Regions from separate parts of the Mus musculus genome. Here region 1 is linked to region 2. Evidence: chromatin loops called from intact Hi-C (ENCODE). Cell type or tissue: heart. All regions are shown on one strand.

Region 1 (5,000 bases), 780 kb after region 2:
TAGAAGCCCAAGTCCCAGGAGACAGAGATCGAAGACACGGTGCACGGGAACAGATCCAAGTTTCCAAATCAGTGAGGCTTCTCTGCCGCAGAGTAGACAATGCCTCCCACAATGCACCTCGATGTCCCGTGCCACGGTCTACTAAAAGCAGGTAGTTTCTACTTCTGCAAGGCTGACAGCGGCAGCCTGGGATTGAAGGGATAGATGAAGCTACGTTAAGGCTTTGCTGCCCCCACCCCAGGGATTCTTTTTCTTTTGTTTGTTTTAAGGTCCGAGGCATTTTTTATTTCTTATTCTGTTAGTAATTTTTAGTTAGTATACAAACTAATGGCTTCATGATGGCATGCTTATGCCTGTCGGTCTTTATATTAAAGTTCCTGTTCCTCTCCCCACTGTCCCTGCCTACACCCATACCCTCTTTTGCTGGTCCCATTCTGCCCCCAAAATATTATCTCCTGCTTTCATCTTCCATCACCTCTCCAACACACACACATATACACACCACACATGTTACACACACAGACACACAGACACAGCATACACATACACACTACACATGACACACATATACACACAGACACACATGCACATATACACATACATACATACATACATACACATAAACGCACACATATATACACAGACATACAGCACACATAAACAGACAAACATATACAGACACACACAGCACACATACACAGACAAACATACATACACAGACACATATACACATACACACACATACACACATGTACACACACATACTACACACACAACACTCAGACACATACTCACACACATACATACAGATATACACACATACACACAGAGAGACACATACACACCCTTAAATATACACACAACACACAGACAAATACACATACACACAGAGACACACACACACATATATACACACACACATATACACAGACACATACACACATATACACACATCCCACACACATGACACACAGACATATACACACACATACACACAGACACACAGACACATAAAACACATACACACAGACAGACACACACATGTATATACCCCCCCATACACACATGTACACACAGACACATCCACACTCATACACACATACACACACAGATACATCCACACACACAGACACACACACACATATGCACAAACACCACACCTTAAAATCTCACCTGTCCAGTCTCCCTCCTTGGTCTCCATCTCCTACTCAGGGACTCAATTCCCTTGCTGCTCTGACAGTAGGGAAGGGGTGATGTTCACATCTCCCCACAAATGATCTTCTTCTTCTTCTTCTTCTTCTTCTTCTTCTTCTTCTTCTTCTTCTTCTTCTTCTTCTTCTTCTTCTTCTTCCTCCTCCTCCTCCTCCTCCTCTTCCTCTTCCTCCTCCTCCTCTTCCTCTTCCTCTTCCTCTTCCCCTCCTCCTCCTCCTCCTCTTCCTCCTTCTTCCTAATGTATTTATTTTTTATGTACATGCATATGTGAGCATGGTGGAGGTATCTATGTGAATATGTAAATGGGGTGTATGCTCACAAGTGTGTGCCGTGCATGTGTCTGGGCAGGCCAGAGGAAGACTTTGGGTATGCTATGTTAGCACTCTCTGCTAACATATCCCTTGAGTTGGAGTCTCTTACTCATCCTGGAGCTGTGTTGTACCCAGTAAGCCCTAGTGATCCCCCTGCCTCTGCTGCACACACCTGGAACATTGTGTTCCTGATGCACATGCAGCCAAACCTAGCATTTTTAGTGTTTGCTGGGATCCCTACTTGGAGCCTCATGCTTGACAGCAAATGTTCCTGCCCATTGAGCCGTACCCCCAGTGCTTGCGCTCTCTCTCTCTCTCTCTCTCTCTCTCTCTCTCTCTCTCTCTCTCTCTCTCTCTCTCTCTCTCCCTCTCTCTCTCTCCCCACACCACACACACACTACAGACACACACACACTACAGACATACAGTGTGTTTTTGTTGATGATAAAGATAATCATGTTTCCCCCAGCCCTTCCTTTTATCATGAGAATTCAGAACAGGCTCTCCATCACTTAGCTAAGAAACACAGTTGGCTTTCTAGATCTCCTAGCTAAAGGTCCTAAGAAGCAGCTACAAGTTTTCATGAAGGAAGGAATATTTAGTGTTGACTTGAGAGCCTGTCTTCCCTGAAGTGTTAGCTGGAAAGGTGGGCAGTAGAGTGGAAGGGACTTGGGTCTGCAGAACAGCCAGACACCAAGCTTAGAGCCACCAGTCCCTGGGTATGCAGTGGTAACAGCCCCCAAAAGAGCACCTCTCTCCTTCTTGAAGTTTTGTGCTTCAAGCTTTGTGCTCAAAAACTTCCATGGAACAAAACATCTACCAGGGAGGTGTGACTTTCAGTTGCTTTTAAGGAAGCAAGTTTCCACCACTAGCCTTCATAGCCTCCAGCTTTGTAAACTGTCTTCAGGCATCCCTGGCCTTGGGCAGGGTAGGGAGTGGGGGTGGGGCAGAAAGTGGACACAGGCAGGTCACTAGATCTAGAAGATGGGAAGCCAAGCCCTGGAAGTGTGGAGAGAGGAACCATCTAACTCCGGAGCTGCTTTGTGCCTCTGTCCTCTTTGTCCTCCTCCTCCCCCCTCCCTTCCCACTTCCTCTTCCACCCCCCCCCCCCCCGTTCTCCTCCTCCTCCCCTCAGGAGTGGGAGTCAATGATAGAAGACCTTCCACTATCTAGCCAAACTCCGTGGACTCTAGTTGTCTCATATCCCGAAGAGTAACTGAATCAGAAATACGGTGATGATGTCATTAGGTCACGTGCCCTACCTGGAGTTAAACTAGGCTGCTTAAGCATTTAACAAAAGTGTGTCTTTGTGTATAATAAAAGGAGAGGATCTTGGTGGCCACCTTTAGATAGGCAAAACAATCTCCGTAGTGGTGCTTTACTGCCACCTGGTGGCCATATACCTGCATTGACGGGGTTTAGAAAGCCGGGAAAGGAATCTGTTCTACGACCCCCTCAAAACATCTAACAGTGTTTATGCCACAATATGCTTGATAATGGCGCCGGTGAGTTAATGTGTGCTGTGAACCACGGGAAAGCCTAATAATGCACAAGGCAAGGCCACTGGAGATGGTTGATCTGGGGAAGTGCTGAAGGGGTCATGCGTGCCAAGTCTTCTGTGCTTAGCTTGGAAAGAGTGGCTAGCTCCCTGTGAGCCTGGGCACAGTGGCCGCTGTTACTGTTGATAAGCCCCTCGTGGTTATTGCTACTTTTTTAGAATAACTAGGATTTTTGGAGGCAAGAAGGCAGGAATGAGTGGAAAAGATATCTTCCTCCGTAAGCTGCCCTGGGATACCAGCTCTGTGTTTCTGAGGAAGCTGGCTTTGGATGCTGGTTCTGTGTTCCTGAGGAACCTGGCCTTGGATGCTGGCTTCATGTTCCTGAGGAAGCTGGCCTGGACTACTGGCTCCATCTTTCTGAGGCAGGGGAGGCTCCAGGGAGCCTCTGAGGGAAGGACACAGGACAGAATCACTTAAGGTTATTGGTGGCCTTGGCAAGAACATGCGAAGACAGGATTCCTCGTGTGGAGAATGATGCATGGCAGGTGGGGTAGAGAAAAGACACAAAACACTCCTGGTTATGAACCTCCACAGCCCCGCAGCCCTGTGCTAGAGGGGACTGGGGTCTGTTTGTCAGACTTGACCACAGGAACAGAGACTGGCCAGTGGCATCCCTGTGAGCAGGTATCACTACTTACATGCCTCAAATAAAAACGATCATCTATAATGTGGTTTGCTCTTACAATACTCTAGAATGTTCTATAATAAGCCTTTCCAACTAAAATGTTTGTCCAATCCTTGGGGACAAAAATCCTAAATGCTTCCATGAGGCAAGAGCTGGTCCATAAAAGCACAGAGAGACCGATCAGCGAAATGCTTGCAGCACAAGCGTGATGACCCGAGTTGTCTCCAGCACTCACACAAGAGCTAGGAGTGGTGCTGTGTGCCTGTGAGCCCCACTCTGGGAAGGTGGGAACGTGGGGCTTCCTAGGGCATAACCTAGTTGGTGGGTTCCAGGCTCAGTGACAGATCTTGTCATTCACAAAGAAGTTAAAGAAGGGTGGAAGTGGCTAAGGAAGCCATTGCCAACTCCTGGCTCCCATATATCTGTCCACCACAAATACAAACACACACTTATGCACTCAACGTAAATGGTGGCGTAAAGGGAACAGTACAAATCCAGTGACATTTACCAAGAAGTCCAGTGCCACAGAAGCCACGCCCACTGGGCAAGAACATGTGGCTGGCAGGGCCCGGAACACATTTTGCCGCCGTCTGAGGCTGTTGCTCAGCTCTGACTGGAAGTGGGGGTGCTGTTGACTTCCAGGTAATATGCTTGGTCTGTCAATAGCTCACTGTATATCAAAGAGAAGTTCTCTCCTGTATTCGCCACACGCGTATCATCTAGTCCGTGTTTCTCATCTACTAGAGTTTCTTTCCAAGCCTTTATGAGTTCAGGGGCTCAGTATCTGGTTCTTACATCATCCTCCTTGTATGCAGGGTTCACCCAAGAACCCATCCCGCTGATATGTCTCCAGAGAGACAGTGAGCTTAAGTGTGACCTTCATCTCATTTACATGAGATAGATGACCCATGCATGCTATGTGTCTTTCTGAGTCTGTGTTCTTTTGCTTAATATGGTTAGAAATAGACACATGCCTCAGAACCTGGTGAGGTGACTCAGCCAATGGAGGGCAATCGAGGGAGACATCCGACCTTCACCTCCGGCCTCCATGCACAATAGCACACACATGCTTAGGCATTTGTGTGTGCTCTCACAGGAACACACACACACACACAGTAAGTCAATGTAATAGAGGTTAAGTACTACACTAAATGGGGGAAAACTCAAAGCATTTGCTCTGATATCAGGAACATGGATAAGTGTCCCCCATCTCCATCTCACTCCACGTAGTCGCTGACATCTTAGCTAGAACCCTGACATGGGGAATAAAGTAAATGGTATACAAATAGGAAA
Region 2 (5,000 bases):
AGAGAGAGAGAGAGAGAGAGAGAGAGAGAGAGAGAGAGAGAGAGAGAGAGAACGCTGAAGCAGAGAGGGCCTCTTGAGACTTGGACTTGGCTGGCCTGCCATTGTTTCTTGTCCCCCACCAGTCCCATAGCCAAGTTCAAGGTAGAGCAGGAGATGCTGGTTGGAGTGAGATATTGAGTGTCACAGAGGGCTCTGAAGAAGTCTAGAACAGGCTTCTAGCTTAGGAAAAGTGGGTGATTCCCTGGCCAAAGAGAACTGAAAGATCGTGTGCCATCTTAGGCTGACAGCATGGTTAGTATCAAGACTCATTGACTAGTAGCATAGACTTCCTTCCATTCTGCCTTAGTATGTCCATTATATCCAGCAGCCTCCTCCAGTCACTCTGAGCTGTCTCTTCTCATAAAAGTGCCTATTTATTTTGCCATTATTCTGTTACCAACAATGGTCCAGGCAAAACTTGAAAAATGTATCTTGGCTATACTATACACCTATTGCTATCATGCATCCACGTGTGCAAATGCATACACATATCCCATGTTCCTGTGCACATACACACAAGCATGCACACATCCACAGCCATTTCTTCACTCTGGAATGTATTCAGCCACGTCATCCAAGCAGAGGAAATAGTCCCAACCCCTGGCACTCACAGGAGGCAGCTGCTGGCTGTTAGATGACCTGTCACTTCTCCGGCCAAGTTGAAGTCCCTTGAAAGGGTCTAAAGACAGTTTTCCATCCGTTACAGTGGTTGCTGAGGGCTGGCATAGAGGAGGCAGAGTGGGGACAGGTAGAGAGCTGTAGCTCTCAGGACTGGGCAGTATTGGCCACCATTGATCAATCCATCAGTGGAAAGTTCCCCACTAGGGTCCCCAAAGGAAAACAAGTGGAACCACATAAACAAAAGAAAAAATAGATTTTCTTTTTAGAAGCCTTTTATCATCAGAAGGAAATGATTTATTTTCTGTCTTGGTTGAACAAAACTCCATCCCATGTTTTAAGACCAAATCACATTTTCTGAGTATGGAGGGGGATGGACCGGGGGTGGGGGTGGGGGTGGGGGGAGAAGGGACCAAATCATATTTGGGCTTTGCAGCCATTCTTGGAGTGTAACCATGTTAGGAGTCCCATTCTACTGAATGGAAATTGAGACTCAGAGTGTCAAAGCTACTAGTTCAATGTAGGTGGATCCTGCAGGACCCACCCCAGCCCTTAGCCTGCTGGCAAGACTCTTCTGACCATTTTAAGCTTAGAGAGCCAGAGTCCCCCAAGTGTTTTTAGGAATACCTCAAGACTTGAGAACACAACTCTTCCAAGCATTGGTGAGTTTGTAGAAGAAGAGGCAAGGAAATAGTGAGGAACAGACATCCTTAGAGTCAAAACCCAACTGGAGCTTTCCTTCTGGAGAGCCGAAGCTCCCAGAACAGAAACCCAGGGATGCTAGCGTGGGATGGTCAAGATTCCAATTCACAAGCTGCACCTGTCTTTGCTGAAACCATCAAACCTGTAGGGCCATCTGTGTCTTAGGCCATCACCTCAGCTATGCATGTGTGTGATGGATTTGAGATCAGACTAGAGAACTGCTCTTGGCCAAGCCAAATCATCTCACTCATGACTTGGGGGTGGTGGTGGTGGGAGGCATAAATCTAACTAATGGCTTAATTAGTTCAAAAAACAAAACAAAAAAACCAAAACCTAAAACAAACCCATAGACCTGGGGATTTATAATGGGATCCGATGCCCCCTTCTGGTGTGTCTGAAGATAGTGACAGTGTACTCATATACATAAAATAAATAAATCTAAAAACAAAACAAACAAACAAAAACCAGTAAAACTCTAACACCACCAGGGTAAAGTCTGAAGGGCTGTTCTAAGCTGGGGGCTCTGGGATGGTCAGGGCCTCTGTTGTGACTACACTTTCTTCACATCTGTTTCTACACTGTCTTCCTGCAGATGCTTACCTGCGAATACTCCCCAGTAAAGGCACTTTGCACAAATGCTTCTGATCCCTATTACCAGGGAAACAAACCAGCCTGTCTGACAGTGGCCATGAAACAAACACCCCAGCCTTGCAGTGACACATGTCACTCTCAATCACAGCTCCTTGGCTAGATCTGGTCACGTGCTACACCCCAATTGGAAACAAGTCTAGCCCTGACATTTACTTAGAAGGCAGAAGCCTAGGTACATTTTGCGAGAGACACTAAGGATGATGGATTGGGGAGAGCGCATGAAGGCTGACCAAAGTATAAAGGCAGGACACCAACTGTCGTTAAGGGTATCTAGGACCCTCCCTACTCAATGAGTGGCCTCCCTGGGCAAGGCTGTTGTTATGAAGATAAGGGAAGACCTTTCGATTCTACCAGTGCACTGTTACCTTGATTACCCATCCTCTGAGCTGAGCTGTCCCCTCTTCCTGTCTCCTTGTCTATATTTGCTAACCTCTGGTCTCAGGGTAGCTGGCCTCTGGTTGACCAGATGACGGTTTTCCTGGAATAGAGACTAATAGAGAGATTTCAGATATCCTTATTTGGATCTCTGTAGACTCCAAGCTTGTCTGCTATCTCTGAGCAGCAATGTGGGGGACGGATTTCTGTACACATGGCTCTCACACTGTCCTCTTTATGGAATGCCATCTACTACAGGACATGTTTATGAAATTCTCAGGGCAGGTGGCGCTATTTAGGCGATCAGATGAGAACGGATGAGGCAGTGGTTTCCTCAATATCGTCTGTGGGCTCTCCGGATGGCATTGCTATCTGTAATGTGTGTAGTTGGCTAAAACAACCAAGCACCAGACATGAAAGCATTGTCACGAAGGCCCTTGGGGGGTGGGGGTGGGGGAGAATCACATGCAGTGACCTTATGGCCAAGGCGCAGACAAGGGAGGAATTTTAGAAAGCATGTCAGTTTGAGTGGGTGAGGTGCTCATTCAACGAGGTGCCGCTGAATCCGCAGTGTGACCTTAGGAGTTTTAGCCAGGAGACAAATGGAGACTCAAAGTCTGGGCAACTTGCTCTGAATAAAGAGCTGGGGTGTCAGCAGGCTAGTTCAGTTCCAGACTCTAGGGTCCTCCTTACCGTCTGCTAGTTCTTGATTGACTTAGCTATCTGCTCTTTGATACATACCAATCACTGTCTCATCATCCCAGGCCCTGTGCTGGCAGTTGAAATATTTCCCAAACCCACTGGCCTATTGCTCAGTGTCTCGCTGTGACAGATGCCACGTGATATATTGATACCAGTATTGAATGTAACTTATACACATTTTCTTTACTTTCTTTCTTTTTTTTCATTTATATATTTTTTTTTTTTGTTTTTTTGTTTTTGTTTTTGTTTTGTTTGGTTTGGTTTGGTTTGGTTTTTTTGAGTCAGGGTTTCTCTGTGTAGTCATGGCGGTCCTGGAACTCACTCTGTAGACCAGGCTGGCCTGGAACTCAAAAATCTGCCTGCCTCTGCCTCCCAAGTGCTGGGATTAAAGGCATGCGCCACCACTGCCCGGCTACTTATACACATTTTCTACAACAAAAATGGCATTCATTTTCTTTTTCATATTGCTTTGGCTACTAGGAAGCTCATTTGTCCAAATCACAGCAACTCGGTTGTAGTTGGAAGTTAGCGTTTTAGTTTTATAAACTTTTTTTGCGGTCCAAGTTTTCTATCTCAGATGGATAAATGCCTTTTATTGTAAAACCCATAAGTCCTCTCAGGAAGAAAGCTGCACGAAAATAAGGACTTTCCTGCCTTAGCTTTAGATCTCTTCGAGGGAAGAACCGCCTTATGTGTCCCTGTTTCTCTAATCTCCAACACTCCCCAACTCTAGGACTCCTTGAGCCATGGCTAGCACTGTTTCGAGCCCTTGGGAATAGCTCAGGGACTCTGAAAGGTCACATCCAAAGGGGGAAAAACAGAATTTTCTCAAGCCATGACTCACTCTGGCTTTGGTTCACGCTTGTGGAGTGTCGGCCAGTCCCACCCTCACCTGAGCAGTTAATAAAATCTATTGCTCCTTGATGGATTTTTCCTGCAAGCTAGAATTGATCTGTCCACTCTGTGATTTGTGGTGATGGCAGAAAAACACCAAACACCACCGGTGGCTGAGCCACTTTGGGGGCCGATGGGGGCGGGGGGGGGGTGAGGGGGAGAGGGCGAACGAAAAACAAAGCCAAAGAAATCTACCAGCAAGACTCTTAGGGCATAGAGGGCTGCGGCTGCGGGGGTCATTTTATGTGATTTATTGGGAATAAAGTGGATCTTATTAACATTTTAATAAAGAGAATCTTTTTTCGCAATGTGTTAGAAGTGGCTGCCGGTCCCGGGTGCAATTCCAGTTCCTAGGGAAAGTGGAATCAGTTGGCATTGCCCAGCCTGATTTGTGAGGCTGGGCACCAGGAGTCAAAAAAAAAAAAAAAAAAAAAGCCAACGTGCCGCCTCCTTGCTCGGAGGGGGCTCTCCCTGCGAGGTGCTCGCCCCTATCTGCCATGCAAAACGAGGGAGCGTTATGAAGGAATCCGTCTTGTAAAGCCATTGGTCCTGGTCATCAGCCGCTACCCAATGCTTTCGCGATGCTGCCGCTGATCTATTTGGGAAGTTGGCTGGCTGGCGAGGCAGAGCCTCTCCTCAAAGGCTGGCTCCCACGGAAAATATGCTCAGTGCAGCCGCGTGTGTGAATGCAAACGCCGCCAGGCGCTTCTTCTAGTCGGGCAAGATGCAGCCGAGAACTCCGCTCACCCTGTGCGTCCTGCTGTCCCAGGTAGGGAATGTGAGCCGCAGTCAGCGCGCTCCCACCAGCTTTCTGCATTCAGATCGCCCTGCTTGGTGATGGCCAGAAGCAATCGGAGGGACGCGGGGCTTCTGCTAGCCGCCGTGCAGATATACCCGGCTAGCTCAGATGCGAGGTCACCCTCAGCTCCGATCCTAGAGGAGCCTGGCTCCTCTTGCCGGCTAGTGTGTGTGTGTGTGTGTGTGTGTGTGTGTGTGTGTGTGTGCGCGTGTAAGCTCAT

What was found. Peaks named below come from ENCODE experiments on the same cell type or tissue, not always from the same donor. Only the 100,000 strongest peaks of a DNase experiment are listed, where the experiment ranks them.
Region 1: it touches region 2 in a loop (3-fold over the local background); 7 of 42 quality-filtered maps call a loop at or near these places.

Annotation. Positions count from the first base shown.
Region 1 is chr8:119,061,829-119,066,828 of GRCm38, forward strand. All of the region lies in intron 6 of Cdh13 (cadherin 13), which reads left to right. Among named protein-coding and RNA genes, the nearest start is that of Gm31893, 6.9 kb to the left of the region's middle. In heart, a CTCF peak has its summit at 2,917 (motif pointing left); no DNase peak of the experiment used is centred here; H3K27me3 peaks cover 661 bases.
Region 2 is chr8:118,279,149-118,284,148 of GRCm38, forward strand. Cdh13 (cadherin 13) reads left to right here and starts at 4,463. Exons shown (of 14, transcript NM_019707.5): 1 at 4,463-4,750. The coding sequence starts at 4,706. All of the region lies in intron 2 of Gm51555 (a long non-coding RNA gene), which reads right to left. In heart, a CTCF peak has its summit at 2,669; a DNase peak (open chromatin) is centred at 4,593; H3K4me3 peaks cover 1,105 bases; H3K27ac peaks cover 559 bases.